Linked DNA regions of Mus musculus: all the other regions are linked to region 1. A link is a loop called in an ENCODE intact Hi-C map of the cell type or tissue named here. Cell type or tissue: left cerebral cortex. All regions are shown on one strand. Links, peaks and the distances in the headings refer to the core of each region. The heading gives the core; the rest is flanking DNA.

Evidence for each region. A loop is a pair of places that touch in the nucleus more often than their neighbours do. Peaks named below come from ENCODE experiments on the same cell type or tissue, not always from the same donor. Only the 100,000 strongest peaks of a DNase experiment are listed, where the experiment ranks them.
Region 2: it touches region 1 in a loop (3-fold over the local background); 4 of 42 quality-filtered maps call a loop at or near these places.
Region 3: a loop joins it to region 1, with 5 times the contacts of the local background. A loop is called at or near these places in 3 of 42 quality-filtered maps.
Region 4: a loop joins it to region 1, with 6 times the contacts of the local background. A loop is called at or near these places in 2 of 42 quality-filtered maps.

What each region holds. Positions count from the first base shown.
Region 1 is chr2:62,572,336-62,580,619 of GRCm38, reverse strand. It overlaps Fap (fibroblast activation protein), which reads left to right and starts at 6,599. Exons shown (of 26, transcript NM_007986.3): 1 at 6,599-6,774; 2 at 7,097-7,181. The coding sequence starts at 6,769. In left cerebral cortex, for the core only: a CTCF peak has its summit at 6,068; DNase peaks (open chromatin) are centred at 6,701, 7,220, 8,028, 8,221 and 1 more place; H3K27ac peaks cover 2,816 bases.
Region 2 is chr2:62,512,798-62,517,797 of GRCm38, reverse strand. It overlaps Fap (fibroblast activation protein), which reads left to right. Exons shown (of 26, transcript NM_007986.3): 20 at 84-278. Among named protein-coding and RNA genes, the nearest start is that of Gcg, 32 kb to the right of the region's middle. In left cerebral cortex, for the core only: no CTCF peak of the experiment used is centred there; DNase peaks (open chromatin) are centred at 2,721, 3,041 and 4,124; H3K27ac peaks cover 4,051 bases.
Region 3 is chr2:62,624,347-62,632,630 of GRCm38, reverse strand. The region is part of intron 3 of Ifih1 (interferon induced with helicase C domain 1); the gene reads left to right. Among named protein-coding and RNA genes, the nearest start is that of Gm39839, 8.5 kb to the right of the region's middle. In left cerebral cortex, for the core only: a CTCF peak has its summit at 4,695 (motif pointing right); DNase peaks (open chromatin) are centred at 4,071, 4,646 and 6,160; H3K4me3 peaks cover 275 bases; H3K27ac peaks cover 3,171 bases.
Region 4 is chr2:62,496,918-62,505,201 of GRCm38, reverse strand. Fap (fibroblast activation protein) reads left to right here. Exons shown (of 26, transcript NM_007986.3): 22 at 597-696; 23 at 1,773-1,837; 24 at 2,330-2,402; 25 at 2,687-2,760; 26 at 3,914-4,266. The coding sequence ends at 4,018. Among named protein-coding and RNA genes, the nearest start is that of Gcg, 17 kb to the right of the region's middle. In left cerebral cortex, for the core only: no CTCF peak of the experiment used is centred there; DNase peaks (open chromatin) are centred at 1,739 and 2,389; H3K27ac peaks cover 3,658 bases.

The sequences.
Region 1 (8,284 bases), core at 3,285-8,284:
CAATGTTCTCAACATTATCTTCCAAGCTCCTACACAACTTCGACAGAGCTAATGGATCTTCTGGCCCAAAGTTCCAAAGTCCTTCCACAGTCCTTCCCAAAACATGGTCAGGCTGTCACAGGAATACCCCACTATGCTGATACCAATTTGTCTTAGTCAGGGTTTCTATTCCTGCACAAACATCATGACCAAGAAGCAAGTTGGGGAGGAAAGGGTTTATTCAGCTTATACTTCCATACTGCTGTTCATCACAGAAGGAAGTCAGGACTGGAATTCAAGCAGGTCAGAAAGCAGGAGCTGATGCAGAGGCCATGGAGGGATATTCTTTACTGTCTTGCTTCCCTTGGCTTGCTTCGCCTGATTTCTTATAGAACCTAAGATTGCCAGTCCAGAGATGGTCCCATCCACAAGGGGCCTTTCCCTCTTGATCACGAATTGAGAAAATACCCCACAGCTGGATCTCATGGAGGTACTTTTCCAACTGAAGCTCCTTTCTCTATGATAACCCCAGCCTGTGCCAAGTTGACACATAAAACCAGCCAGTACACTTTTACAGTCTTCTTTTAAATATATTTTCTAATAGTCTAGCATTTACATGATGGGACTGATGAGAGTGATACAGCTGAGGAGATTCAGCAAGGTTTCATAAAAAATAATTTAAATAAATGTATGCTTCAATTCCCATGATTATCTAATGGCTCTTGTTGTTCTCTCCTTTGTATGTTTTTTTCTCCTACTTATTCAACTTGGCTGTATTCATTTTTTCATGCTTTAGAGTTTAGATTTGAAAATAAGAATAAGAACAAGCTGGGCAGTGGTGGCACATGCCTTTAATCCCAGCACTTGGGAGGCAGAGGCAGGCAGATTTCTGAGTTTGAGGCCAGCCTACAGAATGAGTTCCAGGACAGCCAGGGCTACACAGAGAAACCCTATCTCAGAAAACAAAACAAAACAAAATAAACAAACAAAAAAGAATAAGAACAAATACCCTTGTACAGGGATGTCAGATCTAAGGGTACAGATGAAGCCATTAAACTGGAGGATGGCTTGGCTTTGGTGTGCTAGTGTCTTGATACTCTTTTGGTAACAACCTTGATATCATTTAAATGTAAATCTACTTCTAGTTTGACATTAGTGCCTGGTTGCAAATTCCTTTGCAAACAAAGGGAAAATGTCCATATATTTGTGTCCAACTGGTCTTTTCAGCTCCATCTCACCCTCCTACCTTCTGTTATAAATGTCAGGTAAGTTCTGGTTTCCCTCATGTTTTCCAAGCAAAGTAGTCCATTTTTAAGTGTGTCTCTGATAGATGCTTATCCTCTGCACAGTTGTCCCATGATGCCTTCTCCACTTTCTTCACTGCTACTTGACTGATCCCTTTTCCTCTGTATTATACTCTAATGGAAGAAATATCAATGAACACGTTCAGCTGACCAATTTGGACTCCTGTTTCTCCCACTCTTTTATAAAGGACTTGCATGCAATGTGACTCAAGGCAGCTCCCCTCTGCTTCCAATTGTTGGCAATATCTTGTCTCTTACCCATTGGTATCTTCTGAGTCTACCCTTGTCAGCAAGGACTCACTTCTTAGCTCAAACCTACTGCTGTTCAGATGACAGCTCTTTCCTTCCCGTTTGTTCACATCAGGGCATGTTCTTTTCAATGTAAAAGTCCAGTGTACTAGCTCATGCAAAGCCTTCCTTCTGTTTCATTCATTATACAAGTCAGTCATGGGCCTCAAATTCTCTCCAGCCAGAACCTTAGCACTCATAGACTACTTGGTTTGTGTTCTACACCATTCAAAGGCTGTGTAACTTTGTAAAGCTGCTTGAATGTCCCATGCATCTCTGCTCTCACCTGAAAATTGGGGACAGTAAAGACAATAAGTTCTGTGGATGAACTGAGATGGTAATTTTAAAATGTTTATTAAAATGTCAGACTCAAGAAAGGTTTCCAATGAACACTGACTATGAATCATGGCATTCTCTAACTTTACAAACTAGTGAAATGGTAGTAAATAAGGTATACAGTTATATTGATGAACCACTAAAAAGGAGACGTACTTCCAATGTCATTGAAGACAGTCATGGTGAATTCCTACAGTTCTGGCTCCTTCAGGAAGCAGAGTTGGAAGGATCGGGTATTTGAGGCTAGCCTGGACTATGCTGTGAATTCCAAACAGAAAAATAAAAATAAAAAAACAAAATACAACATAAATTTAATTGAAGCATTAGTTTATCTTTTGAGTCTTTGTGTCCATAGCATAGAAGCCAATAGATTGTTTATTTTTCTTTCCAGTTCTAATTTAATAGACAACTCTCTCTGCTTCCAGAACTTTCTAATCGTGATAGGATAATGAACCACTGGCATTTAATTATGACATTTATGAAGGTGGTGGGTACAAATTATAATCTGAGAGACATGTTTCTTCATATCCTTCCTTACATCAAAATCATAATTTTAGAAATTAGATTAGATTTTTAAAGTAGTTTAAGTGATATCCTCTCTCATCGACACCATATCACACCACCCCTCCAGATCTATAACTATGTGACAGCTATTATATGCTCTCAAGATGTCAGGACACATTCTTGCTTGGATCTGAGAAATCTCTTTGATGATAATCTGACAAATTCCTTACATTACTCACATATTTGAAGAGAAATCACATAGCCCCCAGAAAATATGTATCTCTCTGATTACTAGGCTCCTTTTCTAACAAAACTCTGTCCAACTTAATACTGTAGCCATGGTCTTTGTGGAGTGAGATTGTGTCCTTTTGAGAAATACACAGTGATGATGCAGATCAAGGATATGAAGGTTGGCTAAGTTTAAATTTTAATAATACTATGACACTCCCAAGGAGTGTCCCAGTAGGAAAGCAGTAGTGCATTCAATAATGCAATTAATCAATATTACTTTAGAAGCAACTTAAGTAATTAGCAGATTGAATTAATGTATTTATTTCCATCTATGCACTGTTTGAATCCTGGGCAACCTATCTAATTTTTAATCTGGATTCTGTTTTCTAATTAGTAAATGAGTTTGGACACAGGTAAAATGAAATTATATATTAAAGTACTGTGTTTAGAATAGGGAAGAAGTGATCATTATAACTGAAGATCTGAACATCAAGCTTTTAGGAGCTCTTAGGCTCTTAGGTTCATTCTCTATTGAGGATCAAGCAGAGAGACTTTGATGTCCTGGATAAGCATGCTTCCCAAGCAATAGCCCTATAGCTTTTGGACTTTTTAGGAATACATTTGTAATTGAAAGAGTATACAATCCAGGTTTCTAGTATAGCCTCCACTGTAGCCTTATGCTTCTTATAACTAATTCATTAAAGGACATTGCTGTTTTGTTTAATAAATTAACCTTTTATTCTCACCCCTAGGTAAAAAATGTATTATCTTTACTTATGTTCTTAGAATATACTTCTTTTTTTATGCTCTCAAGAATCATAACTAAATGTGTTTTTAGGGAGAACTTCTGTGTTGATCACTTTTCGTTATTTCCATCAATGGACATGAGTAGTTTTAAGGAAAAAAGGTCTATTTTGAATCACAGTTTCAGCCTGTGATATGCTGACTCCATTGTTTCTCAGTCTGTAGTTGGCAAAACATTATGGCGAAAGGGTGGTACGGCAAACTTGCTCACCTGATGGTGCCTGGGAAGCAAACGGAGACAGGAATGGGCCAGGGTTCCTGTATGTCTCCTCCAAGGATACATTCCCAGTGGTCTAGCTTCTTCACTTCAGCTTAAGTTTCTAGAGTGTTCCATACCTCCCCTCAATTCCAGCAGCTATGGGCCAACCCTTCAATATGAGTCTCTAGAGGCCATTCCAGCTCCAAACTACTACAGAGTCATTTTTGAAAAACAACTACTGTTCATTAGTAAATACCTTTAGCAAGATCTGTTCATAGCCTTGAGATGTAGAATTGCTCACTTACTCAATGTTCTCATGTCATCATATTCCAAACTAAGCCTTACGTGTCCCCTATTTGGAAAGAGGTGGGTCATAGCCTATATTATACTGCTATGCCTTTAACTTTTAATGGATCAATGTCATTCTGTCTGTTTCTGTATAATTTCAATATACCCAGATTTGCTTCATGAGAAAAGTTCTCATGCTGACAAATGATGCGATTTTGTTTTAGGATTATACAAGTGCATCACATGTCTTTTCTGTCCCCTTTCACAGGTCCATACAGAAATTTCCAACTAATCAGGGTGCTCACCTGATTAGCACACCTCCAGGCTGAAATACTCAGCAGGAGCTCCAAGATCGGAAAAAAAAATGGATGAATCTTGCATGCTTATAGGAGAGCATGCTCACTGAGTAAACAGACCCTCTCATGGTTAATTTTGTACACACACACACACACACACACACACACGCACACACACACACACAAACACACACATCTTTTCTTAGTGGAAAAGCAAAAACAAAAACCTTGTTAAAAGTATTTTTATTTTGACCCCCAAAAGAGAGAGAAAAAAGGTAAAGCTATTGAATGGTTAAATGTCCACACCTTTTGAACACCTCTCTTGGATATAAGCTAGATCAGAAGCCCGTCTGTAACTCTGTTACAAGAAATATATTCCTAACTTATGAAATTATATGCAAGAGACCATCTTTACTTATTTACCCAGTCACATCCTCCTTAAAACAGTTCAAACAGCTAGAACTATCCCAGATGTTCTAGTTAGATTCAACCAGCTTTCTAAAGAAAATACAAACATAAATAAAATGTTTATTCAACCTTAAAATGTCCCCGTATACTAGTACTTTCAACTTAATGTTGCTTCTTAAGATGTCCCAATTTCTCCATAAAACCTGTCAGACGAGTCTTTGGAGTCCTAAGTGGTACCCATTACCAGTCATGTGACAATGATTAATTGCTAAAGCTAGCAGTATGCATTTTAATTATACCTTAATCACTTATTGCATTTAGTTTCTGTCTAGTAAAGGAGGTCTTGGGAATCACTCACTACAAAGGACTTGCTGATTTTTTTGGGGGTGGGGGGTGGGGGGGTGGGCGTTGGCGAGCTGGGACAGAAGTTCTGAGAAAGTACTATGTGGATGTTCCAAAGAAAGCAACAAATTTGAGAAGACCCTCTAGAGGGCAGTTCACATGGGACCCGGCTGATGGCTTTCTCTCGGATTGACGCCTCACAATCAAGGCACATGGAGATGTCAGTAAGTGCACTGTACACCTGTGATGATGCCTGGTACTGCTTCAATTTGTAAATCGATAGCTCATTAACCGCATGGGGAGTGGGATTCATCCGGGAGCTGCAGTGGGCTTTGAATACTCTTCTCTGCCAATGCATACTAGTGACTCACTCTGCTCACCAGAACTTTCCTAAGGCTAGAATTCAGGGACAGCTGTCTGGAGAATGGCAGGGAGGAAGTTCACAAGCCACTGTGCTGGTTTGTGGTGGAGAAAGTTTCCTGTGGCAGCCAGACCAGTCAACTAAAGCAAACAGCAACACAGAACAGTGATGTTTTCTCGTTATTTTTCATGCACAGTTTGTGAAAGATCAGCATGAAACTTAGCATAGTCAGGCAAAAGATATTACAAACTTCTTGAGAAAGCCAGCAATGGAAAAACTGGAGACACCATATTCTAGCAACAGTATCCATGTGGAAACCAGGAATCTGCCCTAGGAAATTGCTCTGGACCACAGAGAAGGTTTAAAAAAAAATTGTGTCTGTGTGTGTGTGTGTGTGTGTGTGTGTGTTGTGAATTCAGTCATTTTACTGATCTGCCAAGATGACCGATCACTTTGAAATATGTGGACTTAGCCAAAATGAAGTACACATGACTTCTCTTTTCACTTGCCTTTTTAAAATTTATTTTAAGGTCTTTATAATTACTAAATGTTCTCCTTTCTCAGAAGATATTCTGAGAGCAAAGCAAAAATATCACTCTTGTAAAGCCATTTCCATTCTTCCAAAGGTCTGCTGGCAAATTATTCCCGCTGATCTTTCCATCTTTCTAGCCTGTGCAAACACACCTAACCCATACTACATTTCAACAGATGGCGCTTCATTTCTTTAAAGGAAAGCAGCCGTGGGTTTAGACAGTTGAATTTTTAAACTTCTGTATTTACTGAAAGTGCATATGGTGCTATACGGACAAAGAAATTGTGCTGAAAGAAAAACATTTGTGCCTGCAGCACCTCATAGGCTCCCGGGAGAAGAGTGTGCAGTCACACCGTGTACCTCTCACAAAGCCGGATTTGGCTCCACTGTTCTTCCCTTCCCCAAACATTTGATATGTACAATGCACCCTCAAAAAGTTTCTCCATTTGAAATCCTTCCTCTCAGCTGCAAACAAGAGGAGTGTAGAAAAGATTGTTACTAAAGTGACTCGAGTGATTTTTGAGGAGAATATGAAATATAAACCTGAACAACAACAAAAAGGTGAAATAAAACGGCCTCTGTATGACAACTTAAGCAGATGTTGGTGTAAATTTACAAGGATGAGAGAGCTCTAGAGCCTCCCTCCAGCCACTCATAGTTCACTTAAAGGCCAAGAACGCCCCCAAAATCTGTTTCTAATTTTACAGAAATCTTTCGAAATTTGGCACGGTAGTCAAAAGTCCGTGGGAAAGGGAGGAGGGGAGCGGGAAGCAACTCATGTCCTGACTTCAGCTTCCAAGTGGAAGACAGACTTGCTTCTTTTCAACAGTTTTCACAGATGCGGTGACCCACGCTGTGCAGTGAGAATCAGCTAACTTGCAAAAACATCTGGAAAAATGAAGGTTAGTGCGTGCCGTCTCGGGGACGACCGCAGAGTAGAGGCTGCCTGGGCTGAGTATGGTCAGAGTTTTCTATTCTTTAGAGAAGGTGGGGATTTGTGTGTTGAGTATCACTTCCCGGTGTGTGTTAGGATTAGAAAATGGCTCTAAATATACTGTAGAAACATTTGTCTTAGCAGAACTGGAAAGGCTCCAGCAATCACCGCCAGACCAGTGGAACACAATCAAAAGCTCTGTGGGGAAGGAGAAGTAGGATCTAGGGTTAGACAAAATCTTGCCATTTCTCAGGAGGAACTAAGCCCAAACCGAATTTTCTTCTATGTAGACATGGCTGAAAACTGTCTTTGGAGTTACCACCCTGGCTGCGCTTGCTTTAGTGGTGATATGCATTGTCTTACGTCCCTCAAGAGGTAAGAAATTTTCTGATTCACTCCATCTGCCTAGCGTAGCCTGGAAAATGTACCAACGTGTGAACTCAAATGGGTGAACATTTCCTAAGTGCCTATTTTCCAAAGTAAGCCTGTTATTTCTAAGAAGACGTATAAGTTCACAGTTATGTTGTGTGTAAGACCAGAAATACTGGCGATGTAAGGGTAGGAAGAGCTTTACAGTGTTATTTCAGCAACAGAAAAACCTGAGAGCTATTCTGTACCCCTCCCACCACCCCCCCAAAATACACGCAGAAGACAAGCTTTGATAGGCCTCTCAAGACTGTATTTTTAACTAGCATTGTTTTCTATTACTAGATTTGCCTGGTAGCAAGAAAAAAAATAATGAGTAAGAATAGAAACGTTAAAAAAAGAACCTATGGAGGCTTTGAAATCACTAAATAGTGCTTCCAAAAAATTTAAGGAAGATGTTCAGAATAGAAATCTCAGGAATAGCCATATAGGAAAAGTAAAACTCTTGTTCTATATATAGTAGCAATTAGTCATTCAATTAAGAGGCTTGTTACAGTTACGCAAACATTATCAAGGTAAATTGGTTGGGGTGTTTGTTTGTTTGTTTGTTTGTTTTTTATTTTTACAGAAAGGCTTAGGCTGGCAACAATGTCACTTGACTGAGACCTAGAAGATGTTATGCACTGATTTTGAAACTAGTTTTAATTTTAATATTATCCATTGGTAATAAACTATGCCCCTATTATTCCAAACCTTCTTATGAACAGCAATGTATGCTTCTAAAGCAGAGATGTAATGTAACAGTGACAGAGACTGTACTATAGGATCTGGGAAGAACAAATGCTCCGAGTTGATCAGAACCAGGGAACGTCTGTGGTTAAAGTGAACGGACTCTGAACAAGGGTTAGTGGTCCAGCCTGAACCAGCAAACACGTCAGTCCTGAATTCTCTGTTGCTTTTTAAAATTGAAACATGTACAACGTACAAAAGCTTGAAGAGTTCAAAAATGTCCACATCCTTTCACAGAATTGCAATGTGCAGGATAACCTGATGAAGGCAGTCTCCTTGGAGCTGCACTTTTAATTTTTAGCTTGCATCTTCATGTCCTAAAG
Region 2 (5,000 bases), core at 1-5,000, 60 kb after region 1:
GAACTGCTGAAATCTATGCTAGCCTCCTTGGGAAACTAGATTTTATTTTAAAAAATCAGAAATTATTTTTTCTTTTCCTTTAGGTATGGTGGTCCTTGCAGCCAGAGTGTTAAGTCTGTGTTTGCTGTTAATTGGATAACTTATCTCGCAAGTAAGGAGGGGATAGTCATTGCCCTGGTAGATGGTCGGGGCACTGCTTTCCAAGGTGACAAATTCCTGCATGCCGTGTATCGAAAACTGGGTGTATATGAAGTTGAGGACCAGCTCACAGCTGTCAGGTGAGCACCTTTTCAACAAACTGTCCACACACGACAAGTGCAGCGTCACTGCTGTAGACCCTACAGGGGCCCCTGAACACGATGGGTTTGTCCTGCCTCTGAGCCATAGTTTCAGTCACGTTTACAATTCCTGATGACTTCATTCTGTTTCAGTTTGGCTTATTGACTTGGTACAAATGTATTATTATTCTTAAAGGGATCTTCTTGGTCAATAAAGGGAAAGCTGTTCATGGGAATGGGCTAATAAAGGTGAAGAAAACTGCTTGGTAGATCTAAGACATTCCAACTGCACTTTTTATTGATTACCATGGCCCACAATTGAAAAGACAAAAAGAAAAATTACATAAGTTTAGTGATATCATTAGTAAACATGAATATCTTCAATTGTTGTCAGTCCACCTCTTTAGAATTGGTTCAGATTTTCATAGTCACTGCACGTCCTAGGTGTTGGAAGTTCATTTGTGAATAATCTTGCTGTTGTTTTTACTATGCTATCATGAGAGTAGATGCCAATTTTCATTTGTCAAAAAGCTCCTGTTTTCATATAATAGATGTGATATTCTGAAAACATTTAGAAGGAAGACAGATCTAATTTCTTCTTTCTCAGCTATATTTCTAACCACAGTTAATGGACCCATTGTCTTTTGTTAGAATCTAAAACAGTGTTGTCGATAAAACACTACCGTACTAAGGACAGTAGACAGGATTGCCCTGAACTCTTCTTACTGTAGAGTGAGGAAGTGAAGCTAGTGAATAAGAGTCTACCAGTCTGGCAGCTATGGGCTAGCTGGCTGGTTGCACTCATAGATATAGATGATTTTACACCTGCAACAGCTAAAGACTGAATAATGATTCACAACAAAGATCAATTTAAAAAAACTCAGTAGAATATCTCTTATCCCTTTAGTGTCACTGATACTAGCAATATTGATCAACATATACAAAACAAATTTAATTTAACAGCTAGGAAATAGGTCTAGACAGCTCTTTCTTTCTTTCTTTCTTTCTTTCTTTCTTTCTTTCTTTCTTTCTTTCTTTCTTGCTTTCTTGCTTTCTTGCTTTCTTGCTTTCTTGCTTTCTTGCTTTCTTGCTTTCTTGCTTTCTTGCTTTCTTGCTTTCTCAATCTATCTATTTATTGTATTTCTGACTCTAGTCAAAGTAGAAAAATTTAGATTCATATGTAACTAATTTTATTTTAGAAAGGCAGTCATGACTTATCCATTTGACATTTCTTCCCTTTAGTGAATAGTCATTTATGCACAGACAAAACTTGTTCAGTCAGAGCAGTCAATTTTAATAAGAGATAGTAAGTTAATGATTATCTTGTTAAAGAACATCAAAATTTATAATTCGCCTCTCACCTTTGGAAGCTGCATGATCTTCATTGATCCAGACTTGATATTTTTACTATTAATTTATTTGGAAGAATTTTGTCCAATGAAGAAACAGTTCAAGATTAACTCCACTGAAGCAACAGAGGATTTTGTACTCTGCTTTTGCTTGTTTGTTTTTGTTTTTGCAGTGTTAGAAGGCAAGTCCAGGAGCTAAATCCTTACCTACTGAGCTAAAGCCTCAGCTTAGTTTTCCCAGACTTTGATGTACCCTGTAAAGAGTATGAACACATTTGTTGGCCTTCCAGCTTTAATTTTTTGGGTAATTTGCTAGAGGCATAACTTGGATCTTGTCTGTTAATATTTGAACTAAAACCAAAAATTTGGCAAAGGCATGACGATAAAAAAAATTATGCATCGTGTCTTGAGTTTAAATGCTTTCTAAGGTTCCACAGAATTATAGGGTGGTTTGTTTTGGCTTTGGGTTAAAACAACCGAAATCACACAGCTCACTAACAGCAAACTCTGTCATGGTATTTAGACCATTGATTTACTATCACAGATATAGTACTCAACAAGAAATGAATCCTTAATTTGCTCTTATGGATGAAATAAAAGTATAGATCGGAAGCCCCTGTAAGGACCTTAATGAAAATTGTTATTTTTGGCATTCAGTGTATAAGACACAGAGTCTTGAATCCTGTCTATCAATTTTGTAATAATACTAACTTGTCTTTAGTACTTGATTGAAGATGTAATAGAGGCAGTAACTGGTGGCCATTTCTTTCCCTGAACCTTTTTTCCTAGAATGTTATCTGGAGAAAGAAAGCTCTCCTGATATAGGGCAAGGATACCACTACCATGTGCTCAGCTACTTAATGCATGCCAGGTTTTAATATGTGTCACCATATTACACTCTGTACAAAGCAGTGCAATCCTTGCTTCCAATGCATTTACAATCTGGTAAACATGGATAGGTGGTGCTCTAAGGGGAAGCATTACTGTTAGATGGGATTTTTAGTAAGTCCCTCATGAAGCATAGATCATAGAGCAGCTGCAAGACCCATTCAGGCAACACATGCAGCAGTGCAGAGAGCTCCTGGGCTGGCCCTAGCTTTGTTTGAAATCTGTTACATGAACATGTAAAAGAGACCTTAGGATCCAGTTCTTCACAAAAGGCTAAAAAGGAAAGACTGAGATGATCCCGAGAGTGATCCAACCCCCTATCTCCCAAGGAAGCCTTTTAGGAATCAGACAGTGAACACCTAACTTGAAGAAACGGGTTTGCAAGCCCTTGGCTGTCACTCTCGAATCAACCCAGAAACGGAACTGTTTTCCTTGAATCTCTTATAAAATTTTATATAGGCGAATTTTCTACATGTCAACAGAAAACCATGCATGTGCATTTGAAAACAACAGTAAGTACCAGCCAAGCCAAGCTAATAAAGGCAAACAAAGTAGAAAACAGAGGAAGAGCAGACCTCACCTCATAGCCTGCCCGTGCATGAGAATATCTGTAAGGAACAGATGGTAGCGAGTTCACAAGTGCTGGAGGAGAAGGAACACGGTTTCTTCAGGCTTCTTGGAAAATTCCACATTTAAGACAATCACAAAATTTCAGAGATTATAGGGTCAGCTCCATTTATTGGGAGTATATTCGGCATTGTATATAGTCCCATAGTCTTAATTTTATGTGATTTAAGGGTTAATGATGAAAAATTGAAAGAGAAAAAATATATTATCACACTTACAGATAGTGTCAAAAGAAAATTTCTCAAATAGCATAATCAGTCACTAGGTTTCAAGATGACCTTAGCCCAGAGTCATTTTTTTAAAGTGGGGAAAATATGTAAAGTTTAATTTAATCTCTAATATTACAAAAACACCTTATTCGTGTGTTACTTTGACTGTGTTGATTAATACATATTATCAATAGTTTCTGATATCTCGCCTTCCAGGAAGCTTTTCAGGTTTTGAGGATGAAATTTATGGAGCCTTGTTGATCTCAAAAGCTTGTATTATCTAGCTAACCTTTAGCCTAGTTCTGCCACATTAAGTGTTAATGTTTCATTTCCATGTTAACCACCAAACTATCATTTCCTGTAAATGTCATCCTTTCAGAATAAACCTAGCCAGGGAGCGGATAAGAATTTCCTGTTCCTATGTATCACCTGTTATTTGCTTTGTGCCCCAGATGCAAGGCAATATGATTGTTAGCCTCTGCAAGATCATAAAATCATGACCGATTTTATGGCTCAAAACTGTCTTCCAACACCAGTAGTGACACTATCTTTTAACAAGAAAGCGAACCTTCTCAACTCCCATTTTGATTTTGAAACGTGTGGGGGAATGGCTGAAGGGCCGGCCACGCGTCTCCTGCACATCTGCTCGCTTTTCCTTGATCAGCTTCCACACAGGTAGCAATTTTCCATTCGCTACTCCATTTCTTCCCTGTACACTCAGTGTCCTTCAGAATTCGTGTCGGGTAAGCTGTGACTAACGGGGCCTCTTCCCATCTGTTTGTCCCGGGCATTTGCCCAACTCCTCAGTGCGTCAGAAACGTGCATGCTGAGTCGATGCAATGAGCGAAATGGTTGCTATAAAATCCCTTTAAGTAATTCTAGAGAGCTGGCAAAAAGGGTTCAGAGGTAGAGCACTAGCATAGGAAACCTAAGGACCTGGGTTCGATTCCCAGAACAACAAAAGAAAAGGAGAAAGTCCATTATTCCATTAACAACAACAACAACAACAACAACAACAACAACAACAACAACAACAACAGACATGCGTGTTCTACTTCCGGAGAACGAACGAGAAAGGCATAAAGAGAAAGCAGAGGCCACACCAATGTGTTTTGGAGACTGTGCCTCACGGGGTCCCTCCCTTCCATCTGTCTGCTGTGGCGCTCTCCAGGGCCCACTCACTCCGGTCACCCCTTCTTTCTTCCCTTGCTTCTGATCTCTATAAAGTTTACTTGAGGCTCTCAACCCATTCTCCCAATAAGTCTCATTTTCTCTAGAATACAAGAGAATCAAGGTAAAAATGAACAGCAAACATTGCTTTGGAGGCTTCCCGGGACTTTTAAACGTTTTTTTTTGTTTGTTTGTTTGTTTTGTTTTGTTTTTGTTTTTTTTGTAGTCTGTTATTCCTAAGGGAAAAAATTATTTTGAAAACGTTTTGGAAATGTGATGGAGCCGAGCAAATCATTTAACATTTTTAAAGGATACGTATAGATATATTTGGTTGTCCATACCATAGTAAATTGGAGGGCTCTGAACGGCAAGAATAGATTTGTTTTTCACTGAATACAGGATTTAATATCAAATGATGGTTATCAACAATTATGCAAATAAAGTGATACAACTTTAATAAAAACTGAATCAGCAGTGAA
Region 3 (8,284 bases), core at 2,036-7,035, 53 kb before region 1:
GCAGAGGATGGCCTTGTTGGGCATCAGTGGGAGGAGAGGCCCTTGGTCCTGTGACGGTGCCCCAGTGTAGGGGAAGGCTTCTCTGTCTCCCTTCCCTTCCTTCACTTCTTTTACTTAAGAAAAACAAAGAAATAAACAAAAAAACCCAGAAAAACCTCATAATCTTTCTTCCTGTACCAGAGCTCCTGGTTAATCCTGTACACACAGTGAGAAACTCAGAAGAACGCCCGGGCAGCTTCCCACTCTGTGAGGTTGGCCATACAATGCACCTTAGGGCTAAGCTTAGTGCAAAATACTCAAATACCGGTTAGAGAGTGAGCTCGTATAGTAAGCTGGACAGGCTTCTAGAAGCCCGTCAGGCTCACAGGAACCCTCTGACCTTTCAGAGTCTTCCAGTGTCTGCATCTGTGAATAGGTTAGTCCCGTCCTGAGCTTTTCCAAGCCCATGATGGAGGGTTGCTTGTTTGTGACGACATGATGCCTTTCCACCAGAGGGTTGCTTTAGGTGCAGCTGCTGATAAATGCTGATGACTGGATTTATGGCCTCTCTCCTGCTGGGCAAGTGCTCTGCCACTCATCTCTGTATCCCACCCATGGAGTTACTTGGCTCACAATACTTATTGCTAAATTTAATAGAGGATTTTGCCTGTCTAGTCGTTCTTAGTGTTAACAGTGAAAATATTTGCGGAAGCATGCCATAGGTTCTGGTATCTATTTGAATGACATGCACAGCTTATTGATAAAGATATTGTGTGTTTATTTTGTGTTCTAGCAAGATGGGCTAATACCCCTAGTAGTTGTTAGAAGTAACAACAGCAGCAGCAACAACAACAAATATTGTTTCCTAAGCTGCATGCGTTTTGTAAACTTGGATTTTTAAAAAAAAAATATGCAGTAATAAAAGGAAAGAGAAGTTTGTAACTTATGTCAGGATATTTCTTATTATCTTGCTGAACCCGCTAGCATGTCTTTTAGTTTATGGTAGTTTGTTGCATTTAAGCCCCTTAGATGTAAGTAGCTTTTCCATGAAGATCCTTTCGGAGTCACTTTTACAGCCTTCTAACTCCTTCACACCTCGCCAGTCACCGCAGTGGCTCGCACGGGAGCCCATCTTTAATGACATTTATCCTTCCTTCTAAGGGTGACAGACTAGAATTCTCCTGTGGAAGGTTCTAGATGGCCATTTCACCCTCTCAGCACACGTGGGGTGTTGGCATCTCTTCTTCTCCGCTCATTCATCATTCAGAATTGACTGGGATTACACACACGTGAAGTAGGGTAGGAGACACATTGCGGGAAATGTGGGGGGCTTAGGGGAAGCAGGAGGAGGAAAATGGGGGTCTATTGATGATTTTATTGAAGACATGTATGAAATTCTCACAAATAAAGAAAAATGTTTAAGAGAGATGCTATCCCCCCTTAAAATGTAGTTATTAATTAAAATAAACCAAAGTTTTCTTTAAAGCATTGCCTTTCCCAAATTGACACAGTGACTTCTAAACAGCAACTGCGCATTTTAGAACTGTTAATGTGGCTGTCGGGATGTAGATGCCTCTTCTGCCTTCTGAAGTCACTGGAGATTTTAGAACAAGAAAATATCACAGAATTTTGATGTTTTCTTAGACCATATTCACATGGAAGACTCCAAAGGGACTTAACCCATTCTATGGGTTATTTTAATTCTGTACATTTCCAGAAAAGTTAGAGTCATTTCTAAATATCTGTTATTGCTTTGTCAAAACAAGTGAGTAGTTACCTTTTAACTTGGAGATTTTATTATTACATTTAGGAAATAAAGTGCCGTGGTAAAACAAAAGTGTAGTAAATGAGATTTCAAACAAGGGAAATGCTATTGAGTTTGGAAGAAACACTTTTATGTAACACTGCATAACAACAAACCCGGAAGCTTCTCTTCTGGATCCATTAGAGCACCTTGTTTGGACTCTAGAAATGCAAGTACCTCAGAATGATCAGCAGAGGGCGCTTTGACATTTATAAAGAGAAAGGATTTCTCCAAGAGTGAAAAATGATAATGTAACTAGCCATGTGTGAATACATAGGGCCCATGACCCAGCACGCATGTGTATATTTTGATTTATATATTCGTTCACGTGAAGATTTTAAAATTCTACCCCAGCTAATGAGCTCACCAACCTGCTTGTTTTCAGACTGTAATACCTTCTTTTTCATTCCCCCATATGTTCAACTCCTTAGGTTTATCCGGTGACATTATGCTTTGGAATATATTGTGGATATATTTTGCATAGATCATGTTCTGTAGGAGGGGTTTTAAAAATTGACCTTTATAAAACAGCCTCTTTCTCCCTGGTCCAATCTGTCACAGCACTTTTTGTTATTGTTGTTTTGTTTTGTTATTTTGTTTTTTGTTTTTTGTTTTTGTTTTTGTTGTTGTTTTCCTTTTCATAGACCAAAGACCAATCTTAGGCTTGGTCTATACTTATTTCTGTGAAAGTGTCACAAAATTTATCCTTGCACTTAAGGATCAGAATAACATTCCATATCACTATCCTGTAGAAAATCTAGTGATTTTTAGAAACCTAGAAATAAATGCCACAACATTTGAAGCTAAAGGAAGATCACTGTGGTAGCAATATATTACTGTTTCAGAATTGGCTCAAATTGAGTGAGTTATCTTTTATATTTCCTTAAATTTAGTTATTACCATTGACTTCTGAGAATTTGCAGTGCTACTGGGGCCATTTAAGGGTAGGGAGTAATTTGAAGAGAGAGGGAGGGGAAGGAAGGAATATGAATATGTTGTGATTAATGCTTATAAAGGATTTTATGTTTCTTTTCAAACTGAGCGTATTGTGTGACTCACAACTGCACAGCTGTCTTAAAAGGGCTACAGTCAGTCATCCAGAGTTCAACGATAATGCCATAGGTATTTTTATCCGTATGAAAACTGAGTGGTGTGATTCTACAGTGAAATTAATTTAGACTGGTTTATTTTATCACTACAAACAACATTTTTAGCAGAATCATAACAGATTTTAATTTGTTTATCAGATCTTACCTTCTCTATCCTGAGTTGCAAAGGACTGAAAGCCAGACTCCCAGCAAGAAGGAAGTGAGTTGGTCAGATCATACCAAACCATTGTGTTCATATCTTAAAATTATACGACCTTGGTAAGAAAACAGATATTACATGCTCCCAAGAAGAAACAGTAATTACGCCATGGAAAATCAATGGAAAGGAAAGAAAAGCCCCAAGTCTAGGGGTTAAAGGGTTCAGAGGCAGACTTGAGTGGGAAGGTAGGTTACCCCAAAGAAGTTTAGCTAGGAGGGAAGGACAGACATTTGTCTGAGCCAGGGAGGGCTGCCTTATGGTGGGATTATGAACAGGGGTGACTGATAACATTTCAGACTGAGTGGATGTCATTAGTAAGGGAAGTTATACAAAAGCTGTGGTGTGTCATAAATGTGATGTAACAGGGTTGCAGGGGACAGAAATGCAAGAATTGTTGTTGAGCATTACCTGTGCACCCTTAATGATATCTGCACTTGTACTTCCCTGCTGTCTGGTTCGGGTTGCTTAGAGTCTTCAGCCTTTCCAACAGGCATCTCTGAATTTAAAGCATTTCCAGTTCACATCTTCCAGTCCACGGTCCTGTTAATGTCAAGACTTCTAGTGTGGTCATCAAGGTCTACAGTTGTGACTGACCACACTTCAAAACATTGTGCCTTCATCATTAAGTTAAGGAACAAGCTCTTCTGGTGGGTATAGTAGCTTTTACACCCCTATATTTTAATCAGTTCTTTCTGTGTTTGGACCCCAGCGCAAAGGATAACTAACAGGCCGAGATGATACAAGTTAAGCCAACATCATCACAAATGATTCACATTTAATTCTAGCTGACATATTTCTGTGTGTGTGTGTGTGTGTGTGTGTGCACACACACACACACATCTATAAACAGGAGCAGAGAGAAGCTCCGTGGATGGCCATGTGGGCCTGTGGCTCTGAGAGAGATTTTCTTTTTCTCTTTGGGGAACTCATTTCCTAGAAGCTTGGATCCAGGATAGAATATGCAAGGTGGGTGGAGGTGGCTTCTCTCCATTCTGCAGGAACACATGTTCCCTGGCACACAGAGCGAACTATGACAGACCAAAATGTGAGCGTGTGTGTGTAGATCCATATACATAGAGCTGAAAATAAAAGTAATCTATTTCCTCTCAAAGAAAAGATTGTTATTTCTAAAGAAAAGGAAATATGTATTATTAGCAGAATGAAAGAAAGCACGCGTAAGGGGTCCGAGCAGCCTTGGGTCTGTTCCAACATGAGGACGTGCTTCAAGCTTTTGGGATAATCTTTGACAGGAGGATTACGAAACTGGAGGAAATATGGATATGATGCTCAAGTTCAAGGCAAGGTCACAGTAAGAGAAAAGCAGACTACACTGGGAGATGAGATCCAGTGAGGTGTAGACCCTGTCTCTACCAGCTCCGGAGAGAGTAGAACAGGGAGTATTATTCTTCACCAAGAATGTAAACCCACTTTTCATCACGGTAAAGCTATGGTGGATTGTTGCAAGAACGAAAAGATAGAGTCTGTAGAATGAAAAGTTTCTAGGCTAGGAGAAAGTCTACCTGGGGGGAAAAGAAGTTGGTTTTTACCTAAGGAAGCCCAGCTCCTTGAAGAAAACACAGTATTGTTCATTGCTTGCTATATTAGTATATTCCAGCAGAGGGCAGACGTTGCACGAAAATGAATTTAAACTCGCCAACCCCCCCCCCTTCTCTATTTTTTTCTTTCAATATTTTATTGCTTTTTTTTTTTTTTTGGTTTCTAAACAATTTTAAAATGTTTTAAAAGTATTTGAGGTCTATAGCATGTTAAAATAAAAATTTTCTTAGATTCCAGTAATTTTTTTTACTGTTACCAAGATATTCAAAACGTGTTTCCAAAATGAAGAGTTTTTGCCTCCCCCCCCCCCCCGGACATGGTTTTACAGCCCCTCTTAGAGATCTACTGTCATTGTAAGCAAAGCTATTGTTTTTATCTTACTTGTTAAGTTATTATTCTTTATTTTTCTTATTTTGAAAATCCATTCTATCTCATAATTGAACAAGTATAACTTTCTGTGTTTACAATTAATTAGATATAGACAACTATATTAATAGACATGACTGCCATTTTCAAATTTATTTTTTAGTTGGCTTTGATAATTCCCTTAGAAGAAAATGACATATGTAAAAGTCAATTAAACCCACTTAACACTATGATTCCAATATTTGATACAACTCTACAAGAGTTTGAATTTATTCCCCTTCTTGTCCCTGATTTAACAGGATCATTATGACAATAAAATTTAAAACTATAGAAGTGACTATATATTTTTAAATAAAAGCAAGCCACCTGTGAGCAGTGGCTGAACTCAGATCTGGGAGACTACAATGGTCTCCAACACACCTGTCCTCTTCAAAGCAAAGCCCTAACTTCAGCCTCTAATTTGTGTGTCTTCTTTAAAAGGAAACATGCAACATACATGACTGTGGATATTGGAACCTCCCAGATTGACCTGCCTTGAAAAATTCAAAGACAAAAACAAGAGAATCCTAAGTAAATCAGTTGTAGCAATTCCATTTTGGTGCATAAACTTAAAACATTGTTTGCTGTTGTTGTAACATAATAGGTCAATCATTTCTTGGTATTGCTTTTCTGGAGGTGTGTGTATGTGTACATGTGTGCATATGCCCACATGCATGCACATTTTCTTAAATTGAATTCAAACAAAAACTACAGGGAAGGAAGTTTTAGTGTTGCTGGAGATATACGACTTTCTTTAATGATAAATTTGTTTTCTTTTTAATAACTCTATTTCTAAGAAAGAACAAATAAAATTGCACAAAAATGTGCTGCTTGGGAAAGTACATTATTTTATTTAATTTTTTTTTATTTTTCTGAGGAAGGAGAAGCTGGGTGTTTGTATACACTTTGAACAAAGCAATGGAGCGCTCTGGCCTCCTTGCTGCTACAGTTATCTCAAACAGAGCTGCTGCAAATGAGTTTGTGCTTTGAAGACAGAAGTGTCCCTTGGTGATGTGCGTGCAGACGTGAGTGTGGAGGAATGGGTGGAAAGTTGGTGGTGTCCATCCGTGAGTCAGAATATCTTAGCAACGTGCAAACGTCTCTCTTAACTTGTTTCTTGGAAAGATAAGATGGTTTAAGTTTTTATGGAAAATTTGACATTGCGGCAAAATTGATTTCTTAACGTGAGCTTCATTTCCTTTAGCACCAAGGATGCAGAAGCTTAAAGAGCTCCTGCACTCAATTGGTGAGCCGTGCTTGCTGTGAGTAAGAAACCCTGAGATGCTGGGTGACATGGATGAATCATTGAACCTCTTTGAGTATCTGTTTCTCACCTATAAAGTTGATGTGCTAATGGGGGTATCTACTGCAGAAGAGGCTATCATAATTTGCATTATATCTGGGGAAAGCTTTGAGCTCAGTGTTTTGCCACTGGGCAAGATTTCATTGTGAAATCTGCATAACCAAATAATGAACTTAATCAACCATGCTCTGTATTTAGTAGCAATACTAATTAATATTATCAATTAATAATTATCAATAAATTATCTCTTCACTCTATTTAAAGCTTCCACCACAAACTCACATATACTAGAACAAAGCTGGGGAAAATTCTTGACTTTATGTATGCTGAGAATAAGCTTAAGATTATAGTTTGATTGCTAATTATTGGAAAATGAAGGCAAAGGTCAAATAGGATCTCCATACCTATTACACTCACTGAAAAAATGTATCAGAAACGATACCTAATTTCTAGATTATATTTATTGGCATTTTCTGGCCACTTTAATATACTCCAGCTCTCAACTCTACATTTAAAATAACAAATGGAAAATATGTCGAAATTTACTTTTTGCCACAGAAATCTTGGCCTATATGTCTAGACGTGGAATTATCTTTGCAATGACATTTTCCCATCTCATTTTACACCTTGCCTTTCCCTTACAAATCATATTCTCTTTTCATCAGTACATCTGCCCAAAACGCTCTTCGACTTGACAGTTCTATCCCACACTCGCCTCTGAGCTTCTAACAAGACATACCTCTGGGAATTGCAAAGTGCCATATTTAAAATCTCTCTGTGAGATATACAGGTTTTCCCGTGTAATCATGAGGGATTCCTCAAATCTGAGTTCCGGAGCTAATCTGTGACAACTGATAAGCACAGTATTTTCACATTAGTGTATTTATGTTGTGCTAATATACTTAAACAGTATGTATGTCCATTGAGAGTCTTTGCACAACTTCCTTTTCAGCTTCTAATCTTTGACGATGATGTCTCACATGTTTGATTAGCATGGGCTGAATTTCTATGTTATCATTCGATGTCAATGGACTAAATCAAATTGTAGGGAGAGGCCTAATATGCCAAGAACATACTTCACAGGAACAAAGGCACAACAACAAAAAGCAGGGAATGACTGATACACACAAGGCGTGAATGACTCTCAAATATTCCTTTAAGTTAAAGGAAGGCTGTATGGTGCATGAATCCACCATACCATGGCATTCTGGAAAGGGTAAAGCCATGGAGTCAGGAACCAGACCAGAGACAGGCAAGGGACAGGAAGAAAGTGTTGAGAGCAAAGCAGCTTGAGCGGACTTGTAGGATGATGGATACATCGTCATTGTAGTAGTGGCTACAGGCAGAACGGGAAATGTTTGTCAAACTCATTAACCATACACTCAAAAGGAGTGGCCTTCATAATGAAGCTGGATTCATCTGGTTCAGAATGAGTAACCTCATAACATGAAGAATGTACTGGTAACCTTGAACTGTACAGCTTTTCCTTCTCAAGCCAATAATATACCAATAATATACCAGTGATACACTGTGTACCTGCTTTCGTCTATTCCTATTTCAGTGCTAGAAAATGTGGCACTGATATGTTTTGGCCTATATGTCTAGAACTGGAATTATAATGATACTAGTTTTAAATAACTTACAGATATCTTAATATAGTTTACTAGTGTTTGGAAATGAAATGATAATTGCCTAATGAGTTATAAGTATAACTATTACACACTAGAACTAATTACAAGAACATTATAAGATAGAATGTCACATCCTTTTTATAGGTAGGAGAGCATCATTTGATTTTCATTTCAATGAAGCTCTCCTGCCAGCGGGATATTGTGTCTAGCGTTGCACAGTAGATATCAAATTGTAAAAGGTAATTGATACCACACCCACCTTACATAAGAGGGGCCTAGGATCCCAGCAACCTGAGC
Region 4 (8,284 bases), core at 1-5,000, 72 kb after region 1:
TCTTACAGTTTGGAAACAATTCCCTTTTTCTGTGCATCTCTTTCAAGTAGAATCCTGGTTGGTTGGTTGGTTGGTTGGTTGGTTGGTTGGTTTGGTTTCTTGTTTAACAAAGACCTAGAAAGATCTAAGAAAGAAAGAAAGAAAGAAAGAAAGAAAGAAAGAAAGAAAGAAAGAAAGAAAGAAAGAAAGAAAGAAGAAAGAAGGAAGGAAGGAAAGAAAGAAAGAAAGAAAGAAAGAAAGAAAGAAAGAAAGAAAGAAAGAAAGAAAGAAAGAAAGAAAGAAAGAAAGAGAGAAAGAGAGAAAGAGAGAGAGAGAGTTTTGAAGTTTTACAGAAACGTTGTAATTACGTTTATCTCTTAAACATTGCCTACCCTGTTTTCAGGGACTTTGCTTTGTTCCAGCCATTAATTGTTATCTGATTTATCAGAGATAAATTTACTATTGTAGTTTGCTGCTGTTGTACCTGGTACACATTTAACCTCCTCCTCAGAGTGACCCAGCCACCCCCCCCCCATTCTTATTATGTGTAGACTTTAAAAACACAGAGATGCTTTTGAGCTTGTGTCTGGGGCTGACCAATAACAATGTCTCTACAGTCCTACGGAGGTTATGTTTCATCCCTGGCCCTTGCATCTGGAACTGGTCTTTTCAAATGTGGCATAGCAGTGGCTCCAGTCTCCAGCTGGGAATATTACGGTATGGAAACATTTCATAAACGCTGCCGTGAAAACATTTAACACATAATTACTCTATATCTGAGGTTGCTAGGAAAGCAAACTATGCAGTAAGGTCTACCTCAGCATCACTGGGGAAAATATAATCTATAAATGAGGTTGTTCATATAACTCATTACTATCATGCTTTAACTTCCAGTGGTTAAAAAGAGAAAGAACTCTTCACAGATCCTATATTTTTATTTTCTCCCACAAACTTTGATCTCTTGTGGAAAAAAAATCTTTAACATCAGAGCTAACTCTGTTTTTGAAGGCACATAACTCCAGCAATGATTACTTTTAAGCATATGTTTTGCAAAGTCAAGGGCCAAGGAATGAATTATATATATATATATGTGTGTGTGTGTGTGTGTGTGTGTGTGTGTGTGTGAGAGAGAGAGAGAGAGAGAGAGAGAGATTATATATAAATTGGGAGCTAACTATTCCCGTGAGTGCCTGTTTTCTTTATTAACCCCAATATAAAATGCTTATTTAAAAGTAATTCTAATAATTGTGCAAAAACAAATATAGCTTTTGCTATTTTCTCTTTTCCACACTGGAGTAAAAATGAGAGACATTCATGCCTTACAGAGAATCTTTATTCAGAAAGGTATATGACTGTGTGTTTGAATTTGTGTCTATGGTGTTGAGGCAAGTAAGTCTGGGAGACACATTTTCATCCCAGATGAAACAAGACACTAGTGAAGAGACCAGAGGAGGTGGATTTTGCAGTTTATTTTCAAATATAATGAGGCCCTTCCTATCTCCACATTCCTCCAAGGAGAGCAACTGAAAAGAGCTTAAAAGCAGCCTGTGAAAAAGAATCACTTAGCCACTCGTGTTTCCATAAAGTCTCTGCATTGTTTCTGGAACCTCACTGAGGTGAGCTGCAGAAATGACATATTCATTGAGATGTACCATGACACCAAGTAAAACAGGAGTGTACCTCAGAGTCTTCCCACGGGAGAACTGGGGCACACTTACTATTGTAGGAGTTATGTAAGATCGAGAAATGGCATGTATAAAATGGAAATAGCATGTTCCTGTGTATTTTTACAGCATCTATCTACTCAGAGAGATTCATGGGCCTCCCAACAAAGGACGACAATCTCGAACACTATAAAGTAAGCATTTCCCATTGTATCTAGGTCACTAATTTATTTCAAACGTGTTAAGTAATTTTAAAACAGTGATTCAGAGTTTGCAAATTCAGTTCTGGATCCCCAGGCAAAAATTATGATCTTTTGTTAACTGCAAAAGCATCACTAGAAAGAAATTTTACTCTTTGAGGATTCTATTCTCTCTCCAATCTAACCTCCCTTTTCTCATCTCTGCTCCCCACCCCCAACGCCTACACAGCTTGAGCGGGTATCATTTATGCCTAAGGTCTCACTCATATGTAACATATGACACATAAACTTTCAGTTTTTCAAACTAAGAATCAGATGGAAGTAATGCAAATGATGATGAAAATGTGTTGCTCTGACTCTTAAATATTTATCAACCAAAGCAATACATAATTTCAGTATTGGTGCGAAGTCCATTGCACAATGATTTAGCTAGTTTTCTATTAGAACTTTGCAGCAACTAAAATGTTAATTTTTCTTCTTTTCCAGAATTCAACTGTGATGGCAAGAGCAGAATATTTCAGAAATGTAGACTATCTTCTCATCCACGGAACAGCAGATGGTGAGGTTTAAGCAAGACTCTTACACATAAAAATACTGAGCCAGCATCACTTTGTTTAAGAAACATTAAGCATCCTCCTTTGCCTGTGCTCAGGGTCAGTACCTAAGAGTCAGGGACATTTCCATATTTGAGCGTGATCGCTCGTTGCTGACAATGTCAAATGCATGACTAGATAATTGTTGGTGTTCATTTCCAGGCAGTGCATTGTCACTCTAGGCTCTCTGGTATTTAGCAGCACTTTAACTCTCTCTTTCTCTCTCTCTCTTGCTCTCTCTTTGTTGCAGATAATGTGCACTTTCAGAACTCAGCACAGATTGCTAAAGCTTTGGTTAATGCACAAGTGGATTTCCAGGCGATGGTACATGATCCTGTTTCATCCTAGTTCATGGCCTTTGACTACCACCAAGCTAAAAGAGAGGGTTCTTGTGTGTGTGTGTGTGTGTGTGTGTGTGTGTGTGTGTGTGTGTGTGTGTGTGTGTGTGTATACCTGAAAGCATAACTAGAGAATAGAAAGAGCAGAGTATTAGTAAATGAATCTTGGACTTTTTCTGAAGCCCATCAAGGGCCAAAGGTAAGTCATACCACCACCTATGGGCTTTGTATAGAATATGATAATTTACAGGATTAAACAGCCCAGATATCTAATGGTTCTGCAGGACTAGGTGAATATGTGTAGGCACATGTTCAGAGTTCCTACAGAACCTAGGAGTCTCAGAGCAGCTAACAGGTTCTGTTAATTCAGGAAGAAACAATTGCAGACCGTTCCTGGAATCTCAGTGACCGCCTGAGTTCCTGCAGGTCCACTTAGAGTCAGAGAAAGGTTCCTCTGTGTATGCTCAGTGTCTGGCACCTGGGCTCCAGGTAGCAAAAAGAATGTGAAGTGAGATTAGAGGAGGCAGTTAGACCAACAGTGGGGGCAGCCATTGGTAGTCATGTTCTTCTCCCTTCAGCAAATATATTTTCTTCCCTCAATTGCTTGTATAGGAGAGGACTCCAGGAAGGGTGTATCTCATCTTTTAGAGGTTCAGATTTTTTAAATGCAGGTTACAAGAAGTGAGATGAGATCTGTTTTATGGCCTCTGTTTATTCTGACTTCCTGAAAGAAACTCAGCTAAGTAAATTTATAGCATTACATCACAACCCTTGCCGCACTTATGCAATGAAGACAATAATCTTACTGGAATCTCTCCAAATATAAAGTTTAAAATTATGTTATCCCCTCTCTTTTTTCCTCTACAACAATGTTTTAAAGTCCCATCAAATGTACTTATGATTATATGTGATTTACTACATGATTTTTTTTTTCTGAAACAGAGGAGAATTAGATTTACAGGCCAAACACCTCATGGAGTTTTTGAGCTCCCATTTTCCTAGGGAAAATTAAATGCAATGCTTTTACTTTTCAAATGAAAAACCCAAGTGGCCAAGAAGCAAAGCAACAGACTTAATGCACCAGTTCTATCTGGGCTCTAGGAATAAAACATGTTTTGTTTTTCCCCTTTTTATTGCAGTGGTACTCTGACCAGAACCATGGTATATCATCTGGGCGCTCCCAGAATCATTTATATACCCACATGACGCACTTCCTCAAGCAATGCTTTTCTTTATCAGACTGAACCAATGCAAGTACTAGCGTGTAGGACAGTCTGAAGGCTTCACATGGACGACTTGGACCATGAATATTGTAAAAGCCGCTAAAAATTTAGGAGGGCTCAGGAGGTTAGGCTCGGTATTGTTTACATTTCCCTATGCTCTGTGAAAGAAGAGAAAAGGGGAGCCACACATCTTGCTTTGGACACAATGTTTTATCACCTGTTCATTGCCGGGTAGCGGAAATAAAGTCAGATGCTCAGGTTATAGCGTGTTGTTTGTGTGCACTAATTCCACACTACATGTCCTATTGGGAAAATTGCTCCTAATAGGAAAAAGACATGCCTGACACATGGTCACAGAAGAGGAGAAGCTGGATGCGGTTTTGGGTTTCTGTAATGAGAACCCCAAATCCTGAGACCAAGAGCACAGCGCGTAGAAAGGCACAGTTCAGATCACGCAATGAATCGAGTCCGAGATGTCTGCACTTTCTGCTCTACCTCCAAGAAATGTTTCTTAACTTTACTTCCAAAGATTTCTCCAGCGTCTTCAGATGTGCTGGGTGAGGATAAAGCCAAATTTTTCAATGCGGGTTCCTTTTAAGAAATATATTAAATCTGGAAGGGATTACATTGAATCTCTGTAGGAATTAGTAATTAACTCGGCCTCAGATTCCTAAATTACTAAGTTAAACTAACAAAAATAAAACTCTGAAGGAGCAAGTTTTGCGTCTGTAAAGTCTCCCTGGAGTTTTACATTCTAAAGCTCATTTCAAAGAAGAGAAAGTTATAATGCCCAGCATCAATTAGAAATTTTGGGCAGTTTGCCAACTCTGTGATTTCCACAGAAAAAAAATTTAAAGCCACACCAGGACACCAGAAGATACACAGGAGTGAATTTGGAAGCATCCACCAAGACAATGTCTAGAAGGTATGTTTCTCAGCTCTGGACTTTCCCTGTGTTCTCTCTCCTTACCCCAAACTTAATTCTTCCTTTCTGCTTACAAGATACCATGTCTGAAAGCCTCCTTTCATTTCTACATCTGGAAGAACCAATCGAAGCAAGGATAGATAGATGGTTATAAGGTCCATAGATTACACTATCTTTTAGTTTTATTTTTTCAGACACTTCTCAACTCCAAATCCTTTCTACTGCCCCGTTTTGAAACATGATTCTCACTCTGGCCACATAGCCCTGCCTCTGACAGTGACAGAGATGCTGAGTAGTGGGGAATATGGAAGGACCTTTACAGATCCAAAAGGCCATCCATCTCTCCCTGCACTAAGTGACTGATGTCATGAGCCACAGAGAATTCTGCTCCCTTACTTTCAATTTTCCACAGCACAGCATCTGACGTAAGCCCAGAAGAGCCCTCAGAGTTTGCCTGCTTGGGAGGAGACAATAACCACAGGTATTTCCTAGAGCCACTTTACCCAAGACTTGCAAACAAGATGACTATCAGAATCTTGTTATATCAACAGATATGTTTGTGGGCTTTGCAAAGCCATTTCTATATTAATAGACAGGAAGTGACTTTGAGTTTCAGACCTTTGCTTCTGGCCTCACAGAACTACCAAAAGACAAATCTGTTCAGGCTCTTTCCCTACTTTGAAATTCCCAGGGATACTCCCCGTGTACCAATGAATCTTTACACTCAACTCCCTGACACATGGAGCCTTGGACAACCCTTCCCATGCAGATTTACCAAGCCTTTCTCCAGTCACCAGCCTCCATAAAATCTGAATTTCTTCCAATATGCCATATTCCTCCACATCTCTACACACTGTGGAAGCCTACTGTAGCCACTGACCATTTGTGGCTGTCTTAAATGAATAAAAATTAAATGCAATTAAAATATAGCACTTTCACCGTATCAACACTGTGGAGTAGTAGTTGACATAGGCTAGTTCCATCAGCACAGAAAGCAGTAGTGAATAGCCATATCCTAGAGTGATCGCCATGGCCCGAGCCCTCCAATATACTAACAGAGAAAGCTTTACAAGTGGCTTATGAGGTGCGCACCTCTATAGTTATGAGAGATTGAGGTTTTCTACATTGCCCTTGATGGATCCAAGCCTGGGCTTCTGTGTAGAAACATCTAGGTCCTCCTCAGGGCTTCACTATGTCTGCTCATTCATTAACAGGTTCATTCAACAGACATGTGTTGAATCTGGCTGTGTACCAGACATTGCAATACGCTAAGGAGGGAAAGGCAGCGATTTGACTAGAAATTCGTTAGTGTTTACATTTTGTTCTGCTCTACTAGATTCCTCTTTGGGCTTGGAAGAACAGAATGGCAGTAAAGAGCAAAGGGGGTGGGGGGCTGTTTTAGGTTGAAAACACCAAATTAAATGGATGCCTCTAGAACGCTGTATCTCTTTTCCTTTAAAAACTGGCACACTAATATTCCTATTTTTTCTACATTTTAGTCTTGGGTGTACTTGGAGAGGGAACTCCTAACGTTACAAACTGCATATGCAAAGTTTATACCTACCGCAACCAAGAGATTACTCTGTGGTAGTGGCCACGGAAATACTTAGAAAACTTTCAAAGTTTTAAATGACAATCTATATTTCTTAGAGGGTTGAGGAAGCAGAAGCAGGCACATGAGAAATTTGGTTAAAGTTAACACAAATAGGGAACTTCTGACATTTTTTTTTTAATGTATCTACCTCCGATTGCAAAGTGTGTTATTTATTTCCTTCAGGGAAGATTTCCTGACTCCCTGTGTTGGCATGGTGTGTGTACTTCAGGGGTTATAAGGAGGAATGTATGTGACAATTTCTCCATTTGTAGGCTGTTTCAGGAAAGGCGACTTAACGAATCTGATTTTCCCAACATTTAAGCATTTTTTTCAGAAGCTGACAGATCTTTATGCAAATGTTGTTGCCAAGCTGTTTGTAATGGTGAAATTATACTTTGACAGTAACTCTTTAAAATATATTAAACCCAGCTAAGGTTTTTTTGGAAATGTTGCCAATTAAGTGACTTTAATGAGCTTCTTGATGGTAACGTAATTAAAATTCAGATGTTCTAATTGTTAAAAAAAATTAGTTCTGGGAAAGTAAAATAAGCAAATGTAAAATGAATTAGGACTAATTTAAACGGTGATTATGTGGTCTTCTTAGAAGAGTCTACCAAAACAATGCTTTCAATTATGCTGTTTGTAAGGAAGAAAGAAGGCACCTAACATAGATTTCAAATTGAATCAATAAAGCAGATATTTTGAGTTTATCCAATAAGGCAGGCTGAAAGATCGTGAGTGCAGTAAATCCTTCCCAGTTTGAGAAAGCTCTGTTGCTATACGTCCTCTGTGTAGCAGACAGGTACCTTAGCAATTTGGAGTGGGATAATTTTTAATTCAGGGAGAAATTAGGGTCTGGAACTCTCCAAGCTATTCAGGGAGAAAATGATTTGGCTTGCAGAAAAAGCCCCTAATGACCACCTGCTCAAATCATTGGCATGCAAACCCAGCATGCTGGTCGCAAACACTTCTTTTGACACACAGGTAATGTCTTTGGCAAGCTGGAGACTTAAGATTTCATTTTGTTCGCTTCTAATTAATACTCAATTACTGAGTACTTCATTTAAGAACCTGCTATGACACCCTATGTTTTAACAAATATTTGCTGCTATAGCAATGCACCCTTTGCTCTGTGGTTATGGAAAGTCTGTGCTCTGTGAATGAGAGAGACACAGTCAGGCCGAGGTTTCAGCAATGGCCTGACTGACAGACCAGCTTCCTTCTTTGATAATTACTGTTCATTGACCTGCTAAGACAGAGTCATCTGTGCCAGTCATTAATTGCTTGGAACAGGAAGGTTTCTCACCAAACTAGAAAGTAAACTTTGAAAATGTATGTCTTAATGAAACACATAATAGAGCTTAAAGCTAATCAGTATGGTAAAAAATAAAGAAATAGAAAGAAAGAAAGAAAGAAAGAAAGAAAGAAAGAAAGAAAGAAAGAAAGAAAGGAAGGAAGGAAGGAAGGAAGGAAGGAAGGAAGGAAGGAAGGAAGGAAGGAAGGAAGAAAGAAAACCCACTCAAACAGGATTTAGGATAATATGGAACAATCCTTTCAAGTAGCCTTTGAATGTGTTGTAAATGTCTTATATCACACTTACAATTCGTTACTTTTCCAACATTAAGAAGTATTAAAATAAATTATATGAAACTATTAAAGAACTAATAAAATTTTTAAAAGAAATTTTGACTAAATACTGATTTTTTTCAAGACATACAGTCTTTTGTATCCACAGAAAACATTACTGTTCTCTTGTTTGCTTTAGAAA